2 separate regions of the Homo sapiens genome follow, and region 1 is linked to region 2. Evidence: chromatin contacts called from ENCODE Hi-C or POLR2A ChIA-PET data. All regions are on one chromosome and are shown on one strand. Each heading gives the region's core, a stretch centred on a gene start or an enhancer-like site at or near the end of the contact. The rest is flanking DNA. Distances are from core to core; before and after follow the strand shown.

Region 1 (2,700 bases), core at 1-2,500, 3.3 Mb after region 2:
CTAGAGCTAATCTGTAATACACCAATGCTTGTAAGAAATAAAGGTTTGCACATCTGCAGACACATAGCTCCCTGAAAATTAAATCCAGCCAGTTCCCAAGCATTTGAACTGACGAGTTTTTTTTTTTTTTCTTTTTCTGGAGATGGGGTCTCTGTCACCCAGGCTGTAGTGCAGTGGCCCAATTACAGCTCACCTGCAGCCTCAATCACAAGCGATCCTCTGGCCTCAGCCTCCTGAGTAGCTGGAAATACAGGTGCGTGCCACCACACCTGGCTCATTTTTCGATTTTTTTTTTTTTTTTTTTTTTTTTTTTGGTAGAGTCGGGGGTCTTGCTTTGTTGCCCAGGCTGGTCTGGAACTCCTGGCTCCAAGTAATCCTCCCATCTCGGCCTCCTAAAGTGCTGGGATTACAGGCGTGAGTTACAGCGCCCAGCCTGGACAGTCTTTAAAAGAACTCTGACTTGCTGGTAACGAAACACAGCTCCGGACATCCTTTGAGAAAGTCGCCGTCCCCACCTCAGAAAACACACACACACACACACGTGTCCCGGAACTTACACACACACACACGTGTCCCGTAACTAACTTACACACACACACACACACGTGTCCCGGAACTAATTTTCCTCATTTGGGTGAAAACTTTTACAGGGTCCTCCAGGCTTGCATCATTTGAAGGCTAGCGTCTGCCACTCTGCTTCCACGCTTCTAGTTGGGGACTACCCACTTAACAAAGCCAAGTTCAATTTTAATTTCCCAGAACTGACGCAACGCAAAGCGCAAAGAGACTGAACCTGGGGTGTGGAGTGATACAGACCTGACGGGGCTTTATTCCATAGACAGACATCGACCCAGGACCTGAAGCGGTCCCTGCCTGCTGTCAGGTCCCCGCCGCAGCCCCCGGCCCGGGCTCAGCACCTGGCACAACGCAGGCTAGGTCAGTGCCGCTCGAGGTGGGCAGAACCACAGGGCCGCCGCCCCTGGGGGGCACCGACGCCGCCCGCTCACGCGCCGCCCCCTCCGCATACCTCTCCTTCCCGCGGCCAGAAGCGCGGGTTGTAGATGAAGAAACTCAGCAGCGCCGGCAGGAACTGCTTCTCCTGGGCCGCCGAGGGCCCGCTCCCAGCCCCGGCCGCCGCTGCAGCCATCCCGGCCGGGTCCCCACCTCGGGAGCCTCCCACAGCCAGCCCAGAGAAAGCAGCCACCTGCTAGAACACCGCACTTCCGCCTCCCTCGCCACCACCCCGGAAGCGCTCGCCGCCGACCAGGAAGAAGAACCCGCCTCGCAGCGTCCTCTTCTGGCACCCCAGGGTGGCCTTGTTGTCTGTTTCCCGGCCGAGTTTGTGTTTTGCTGGCTCGCGGAGTTTTCTCCTGGCTACGGGCGAGGGTTGCGCGTTTCAGGAAAAACTGAGTGGGGCACTGTTTGTTTGTTTGTTTGTTTTTTGATAGGATCTCAGTTTGTCATCCAGTCTGGAGTGTAGCGGCGGGATCTCAGCTCACTGCAGCCTCAACCTCTGGGACTCAAGCCATCCCCCTGCCTCAGCCTCCCAAGTAGCTAGGATTACAGGGCGCGCCATCAAGGCCAGTTTTATTTTTTGTAGAGGTGGGGTCTGTGTTGCCCAGGCTGCTCTCGAACTCCTGGCTTCACATGGTCTCCCATTTCGACCTCCCAAAGTGCTCCGATTATAGGCGTGAGACACCACCGCCCAACCTGTTGTTGTTTTGGTGGTATTGTTTTTAATTTAATTTAGAGACAGGATCTCGCTTTGTCACCCGGGTTGGAGTGCAGTGGTGCCATCATAGCTCACTGCAGCCTCAACTCCCAGGCTCAAGCGATCTTCCCACCTCAGCCTGAGTAGCTGAGACCACATGCATGCACCACCATGCCCAGATAATTAAAATATATATATATATATATATATATATAGAGAGAGAGAGAGAGAGAGAGAGAGAGAGAGAGTTAGAGAGTAGAGACAGGGTCTCACTTTGTTGCCCCAGCTGGTCTCGAACTCTTGGCATCAAGGGATCCTCCTGCCTCTGTTACTGGATGGAAGGTCTTGACCGTGGATTGCCCAGGTTCTTGGCGTGTTGAACAAAGAATTGAACAAAATGCACAAAGTAGCAAAAGAACAAAGCAACGAAAAGAAACAAAAGAAAAAACCGGAGTAAGGAAGAGACAGATTTATTGAAGCGAAAGTACAATTCACACAGCAGGAGCGGGATAGAGCAAACGGTTCGATAGCACCCGTCAGGATTTTTATTAAGCTGGAAGAATTAGGTAACGCCCCTAGGTGCCCGTTAGATGCCTCCGATTGGTTACACCCTCTGAAGGATTGGCCTGTGACCAATCAGAGGCTGAAGTGGAGACTTGCGCACCACCACCCACCCCCCGCCGTCAATCAGAAGCTGTCACCCTCCCCCCGCCCCCCTCTCCGCCTGATTGACGGAATGAACACGTGGCCTCCATGCTGCCTAATCTTGCCTAGAACTGGCTGCACCTGCTGTTCTTTTGTTTCTGCCTTAACCCTTGGTTACCCTCATGCCCTATTCTGCCTCACCTGGCCTCCCAAAGTGCTGGGATTACGGATGTGAGCCACCCACACCTGGCCCATTGTTTTGTTTTTAGTTTATTTAAAAAGTATTTTATTCTAAGACAGCACTTTGCTCTGTTGTCCAGGCTGGAGTGCAGCGGCCAGATCAT
Region 2 (6,303 bases), core at 1,604-4,103:
TATCTGAGAAAATCCAAAATTCACATAGATATTAAATATCCAAAATATGTTTAAAGTTCTTATCTATTAATTTGGTTTTGGTTTTGGTTTTGAAAATGTTTGTTGTTCTAGACAACACAAAAATGTTACCTAAAGTATTGCTCTATTAATGTTATCTTTCTGTTTTATTTTTAGTATTGTTTTGTTTTTTGGATAACAAAAAGGTTTTATCTAAATTACTTATATATTGATGCTGTTTTTTCCCTTAGAAAATTCTATTTCTAAGCAAAGTGAAAATATTTTCATATGTAGAGGAATAAAAAACTACAATATGTTAGAATAGTGAGATGGGAGAAAATTCTTCTCAGTTTTCTGGTTTTAAATATTTATGTACTAAGGTTGTTCATTTAAAATTTTAATTAAAAAATTAATATTATTTCCTTTAAAGAAAGCTCTCCAAACTTAATGTTATTTAACATTTAAAGGCTCTTTGGAAAGAAAATAATCGAGGAGAATTAATTTGATCTTGTTTTTAACTTTTAGAAAGTATTTAACTGCAATCCTATGAAAAATATTTATTGTATAGCTACCTATATATGCATAGAGAACGTCTGAAAAAGCAGACTCTATAATGTTTACTGGTGTTATTGCAGGGTGAATAGGTTACAGGTGACCTTTTCTTTAGAGTTTTCTAGGGTTTTCTCTCCTGAATTTTGTACAATGACCTGAAATTACTTTTATTATGGTAAAATACTAATTACGTTTTTTAAAAAAAGTCCTGGTTAGCATTTTGAAATGAAAAAATCAAATTGGTTCAAACTTGTTCAAACTTTTAAAGTCTTAAGATGGATTTTTGAACTTTAATTTTTCCTGCTTTTCATCTATACTGGTTTTAAATCTCAATTTTTAGAAAAATAATGTCTCAGTTAACTAGGTGAAGTAACTTTCGAATTTAAACAAACAAACAAAACTGGTAAGAATTTGACAGCGGTCACCAGAACAGTACTCTACCAAGCATAAGAAATCCTGGAATTATTCTATCTTGCAGAAGAGGGTGAACATCCTAAAGATTAAATTAAAAGGCACTTCTAAAAAGTATAATTGTGTTTACCCAACTTCCTAGGGAAATGTCTTTGTTAAAAAGCTGCATTTCATTCATTCATATTCCGGATAGTGGGCATTTTCTAATAAAAAGTAAAATCTCAGTAAATGGGCTACAGTTTTGTTTATTCCTAGAAAGGCTCTCTTTTAAAGTGCGGTGTCTGCAACGTTGTTATGACAATAAGTCAAATTCTTATTGATATTCCAAGTATAAAATAATCCGTAGCAATGTTACTAAAATGTGCTCAATTTTGCTCTTCAAATATGAAAGCGTTTCATCTGTGTTTCAGAAACCTAACTCAGCTGTAGACAATTTGGTTTTCCCTTTTAACTTAAACTTGTTTTACTAAGATCATCAACAGATTGTCAGTTTCCCAAGCACCTGACACTGAGGCGCTTAGATGGGAATCCGCGTTAAGGTTTTATTTAGCATCCTTCCTCATCAGAATTTTAGCGTCTTATCAGCCACTGCAATTTTCCCTGACATAAAATATATATGTTCATAGTACAAATGCACGCAAATATTTGTGGCCGAATCTCGGCAACCCGCTGGAAAGGATTAAACGTGCGGTTGCCGTGACTAAACGCATTCATTCACCCTACAAGATTTAGGAAAATGTAACGTTGCAAGGGAAGCAAGGTCTCTGTGTAAACCTCGTAATCGCCACCAAAAGTCGGTAGCTGGGAGCCTTCAAAGCCCGCCAAACACACTGGAAGCATCCACAGCTGTTTTAAATTGGTTTTGGTTTCTGGAAATAGCGCACTCGGTACGGCAGCATCTCTGGCCTCCAGCCGGGGTTAACCCTGACCTGAACGCCCTGTTTAGCTCCCAGCATTTCATGATTCCGCTTCCCTGCTCCGTAAAACCGAAGAAAACCGAGATTTCCGTCACCGAGAAATGCACTTAGCAAGAGGGGGAAATTCGGTGTTTTAAATGTCACATTTTTGTGTTCTCTACCACTATCAAGAAAAGGAAAAAAGATGTGTTTGTGTAGCGGGGACGCAGCTTGACACCCATTTCCTTTGGCTCGCATCGCGGTCGCAGAGCCCAATCGCGGGGAAACGGGCCCCCCAGAAAAACAGGCAACGACCCCCAGCTCTTTGCTACAGGGATCGGGAGAGGACTACCCTGGGGCTGGGCGGGGAGGGGGATGTTGGGAACAGGAATTGGAGATGGAATTTCTGCGCCCGCAGAGCAGGGAGGGGCCCGCGGGGGCGCGGAGAGGAAAAAAAGGCCAGGGGTCAAGCCTGGGGAGAGAGAAGCTGGGCCGGGGAAATGGGGTACAGGGTGTACTGAAGGAGGGGTACGGTGGGGTCCGGGACAGAAAGAGAGGCTGGTGCCCAAAGGGCGCGCTCAGGCGCCCGGAACCCGAGCGGGGGAGGGGGAGGCGGCGGCCTGTTGGCCCCGGGACCTCCACGTCGCGCGCAGGCCACTAACCTGTCAGCAAGAATGTGCCAGTGGTCGCGGGGCTCATCCTGCGTGTCCCCCGACCCTGTCCCGTCCAAGCACAGGGGTCTCCCAGCTCCCACCACCGGGGCAATTGCATTCTTGGCCTGGCTAGGCCGTCCGTCCTCGATTCTCCCCTCCCCTCCCTTTCTTCTTCCCTCCCAGCTTGGCCAGTTCAGCATCAGCATCCCGCACCCCCTCGGTAATCCCGTACTCCCTCTAGCGGCGGGCCACTGCAGCGTGGCCACCGCCCCCACCCCCATCCCCCATCCCCGCACCCCCCTCCACCCCCTAGCCCGCGGAGCACGCTGGGATTTGGCGCCCCCCTCCTCGGTGCAACCTATATAAGGCTCACAGTCTGCGCTCCTGGTACACGCGCTTCAACTTCGGTTGGTGTGTGTCGAAGAAACCTGACTGCGCCCTGAGGAGAACAGCGGAGAAGGTCCACCGAGCCTGGCGAAAGGTCCGCTGAGCGGGCTGTCGTCCGGAGCCACTCCGGGCTGCGGAGCACCCAGTGGAGACCGCGCCTGGCTCAGGTGTGGGACCCCATCCTTCCTGTCTTCGCAGAGGAGTCCTCGCGTGGTGAGTATGCGGTGAGGACGTTTTTTTTTTAAAGATCACGTTCATTCCCCGTGCTTATCGGGAGCTGCGGGAGATGGAGTAGCACCCCAGAATGTCTCCACGCAAAACTTGTCACGCCTTCACTGGCTGTACCCCAAAACAAATGGGGAAACCAAGCCTTAAAGGCTTGGGTTTCCAGGACCAAGTCCAGATACGGGCTGTAGACAGAGATGAGCTGCGGACAGTGATGAGCTGCAGACGGTCAGGAGCTATAGATCGATTTGCAATTTGCTCTTCAAATGCGCTACCAAGTGCCATGCTTTACAAACAGATAAGCGCTTCAAATGCGCTACAAACTGGCGCTTCAGATGCGCTACAAGCACGCTTCACGCGGGCGACAAACTGATGGGAGCTACAACTGGCGCTTCATTGCGCTATAAACTGATGGGCGCTTTATGTGCCACAAACTGACGGATGGGCGCTTCAGTGGCGCTACAATCCAGAACGAGGAGCAGCGATATAGGAGCTGCAGACAGAAAACTGAATTGCGCTTTACATGCGCTGCAAAATCTGAGCTGCAGAAGAGTAGCACTACAAAAAACGCTACAAAAACGATGCGATTAGCCAGCCCGACAACAGCGCTTCATTGCGCTGCGAGGCACATGAACTGCAGAGGTACATGAGCTGCGGAACAATTCACACCTAAGATGCACTACAAAGTGGTAAGAGCTGCAGAGGTACAGGAGCTGCAGACCGTTTGCGCTACAAATAAAGCAGCCGTAGTGGGACATGAGCTGCGGAGTACAATTCCTCTGTTTTCTTGGAGCAGGACCCCACCCTTTCACCTTTTGGAATGGCTCCCACTCTATTTTTCTGCAGGACGGTTCTCGCATGATGGTGCTGGTAGACAAAATGGAGCCCCGGGCAAAAATTAGTGTTTAACATTCTGCCCACACCATTCCCGCTATAGCAGTGGAGTGGAGGGGCACTGATTGGAGTGGAAATGGGAATCTTTTGGTGATGGCAGAGCAGGCTGCCTGCCTACTTGTGCTTGATTGAAGTGGCGGTGTAGTTGTGGTGGCGCGAATCAGCGTCCAGCAACAGTTTGTGGAAACTGTGGGTTTGCTGAGTATGGCGGGGGAATTGGATCTGTGGATTGCTCTTGCTGCATGAAATGAATCTGGCTTTGGTGACTGGTGGGAGGGGTTTGGGAGGGGGGATTCTGGCGGCGGGGGGGGGGGGTGTGCAGATACTCTGCAGCCCTGTAGCAGCCAGTCTCAGGCCTGCCCCGCCCATCCTAGTGTGCCTTCTCTGCGGTGCTTAGCGCCTCCTCCTACAGCGCCTCCTCAGAGCGCGCCTCCCCTGCAGCGCGCCTTCCCAGAGCGCGCCTTCTAGATGCGGCCTCCTCAGGCCCCTCCTCCCAGCTCCTTAGCGCCTGCCTGCCCAGGCCCCACCTCTCTCTGGCCACCTCATTCTGAGGTGAGCTGCTCAGGCCCCGCCTCTTCCAGGCCCGCCTTTTCTGTGGTGAGCTGCCCAGGCCCTGCCTCTCCCGGGCCCACCTACTCTGAGGTGAACTGTCCAGGCCCCGCCTCTCCCGGGGCCGCCCCCTCTGAGGTGAACTGCCCAGGCCCCACCTCTCCTGGGCCCGCCTCCTCTGAGGTGAACTGCCCAGGCCCCGCCTCTCCTGGGCCCGCCTCCTCTGAGGTGAACTGCCCAGACCCCACCTCTCCTGGGCCCGCCTCCTCTGAGGTGAACTGCCCAGGCCCCGCCTCTCCTGGGCCCGCCTCCTCTGAGGTGAACTGCCCAGGCCCCGCCTCTCCTGGGCCCGCCTCCTCTGATGTGAGCTCACCCAGATCCCACCTCCCCAGGCCCGCCTCCTCTTAGGTAGCCTGCTCAGGCCCCGCCTCTCCAAGGCTTGGCCCCTCCCTAAGCCTGCCTCTGCCGGGCTGGCCTATAGTCCCACCTCCCTCAGAGCCGGCTAGCACACATGCGCAGTGTGAACCCTCAGCCCCTCCCTTCAGGCGCCGGTCCTCTGCACCTGCGCACCTTCCTTGCCTGAGCCCTGGCTGTACAGCCCCGCCCCCCTGCGGTTTCTCTGCTGTGTTGGTTTTGCTTTTTGGCTACTAGAGTCTAATAGAATAATAAATAAAACAATTAACAATAATAATTATAACTGGAATTTATGAGCACTTTTAATATGTTCTTTGCATATATTCAATAACATAATCCCACAATTTAAACTCCTGATAGTGGCTTATGAAGGGACCTTGTAAACTGACATGGCTGGTGCCTCTAAAGGCAATTTAGCCAAATGTTTTTACTGCAAATGAAAACCAAAACTTAACAATTTATTTTTAAAAACTTTAAAAATATTTTCACATTTAAGGTTTTTTTAGAGGCACTAGTGGACCTTTGGGAATCGGATGTTTTGGTGGATACAAAATTGGTGCTGTTGGTTTGGCCTCTGAGTGAGGATAAGGCTTTTATTTGCGTGCCTATGAAGCTGGGTGTTTTCCTTGAATCTCTAGGTGATTAACCCTAGCCTATTTGCCTATGTATAATAAATTGTGCCTGCACATGGTAGGCATTCATTAAATATGTGTTAAATGACCAGAGTAAATTGGTTTATTCAGTGTCTTGCTTGGTGTCTGTAGGTCTCTTCTGATTTGCTCCTTTCCTATGGTGCTTTGCTGTCCTGGGTTGCCTTGTTTGCGTTATCTCTCACATTTAACAGAATAAAAAAAAAGTGTATGTGTTTTTAAACTCCAATGATATAAGCTGTAATTATAATACAAAGCAACTAAATTAATTTTAATTATTCCAAATAATTAGCTTTTTTCATAAAAAGCTAGTTATTCCAAATATTAGCTTTTTTCATGAAAAGCTAGTTATTCCAAATAATTAGCTTTTTTCATAAAAAGCTAGTTATTCCAAATAATTAGCTTTTTTCATAAAAAGCTAGTTATTCCAAATAATTAGCTTTTTTCATAAAAAGCTAGTTATTCCAAATAATTAGCTTTTTTCATAAAAAGCTAGTTATTCCAAATAATTAGCTTTTTTCATAAAAAGCTAGTTATTCCAAATAATTAGCTTTTTTCATAAAAAGCTAATTTAAATTTGGGGCAAGTGTATTATTAATGGTACATATTGTATTAAAGTTTGTGTAATGTAATATAAAGTGGCCACATTACAAAATATAGGTTGTTTCAGCTTGC

Evidence for each region. Hi-C counts contacts between places; a loop is a spot of excess contacts on that map. ChIA-PET counts read pairs that join two places held with the same protein, here RNA polymerase II (POLR2A). Pooled maps may share reads with other maps.
Region 1: a loop to region 2 is called in a map of naive thymus-derived CD4-positive, alpha-beta T cell, with 22 times the contacts of the local background. The contact joins the promoter of CZ1P-ASNS here to the promoter of PEG10 in region 2. A Hi-C loop is called at or near these places in 1 of 168 maps with a recorded cell type or tissue (naive thymus-derived CD4-positive, alpha-beta T cell) and 6 of 50 pooled maps. POLR2A ChIA-PET finds 5 or more read pairs at or near these places in 2 of 52 experiments (A673 and B cell).

The regions. Positions count from the first base shown.
Region 1 is chr7:97,971,108-97,973,807 of GRCh38, forward strand. It overlaps CZ1P-ASNS (CZ1P-ASNS readthrough), which reads right to left and starts at 1,251. Exons shown (of 19, transcript NR_147989.1): 1 at 1,028-1,251. It also overlaps the pseudogene CCZ1P-OR7E38P and the pseudogene CCZ1P1. RefSeq lists a silencer at 847-1,156.
Region 2 is chr7:94,653,472-94,659,774 of GRCh38, forward strand. PEG10 (paternally expressed 10) reads left to right here and starts at 2,854. Exons shown (of 2, transcript NM_001172437.2): 1 at 2,854-3,120. The coding sequence starts at 3,116. It overlaps SGCE (sarcoglycan epsilon), which reads right to left and starts at 2,662. Exons shown (of 11, transcript NM_003919.3): 1 at 2,519-2,662. The coding sequence starts at 2,627. RefSeq lists enhancers at 2,010-2,787, 4,057-4,106, 4,886-5,180 and a silencer at 4,577-4,816.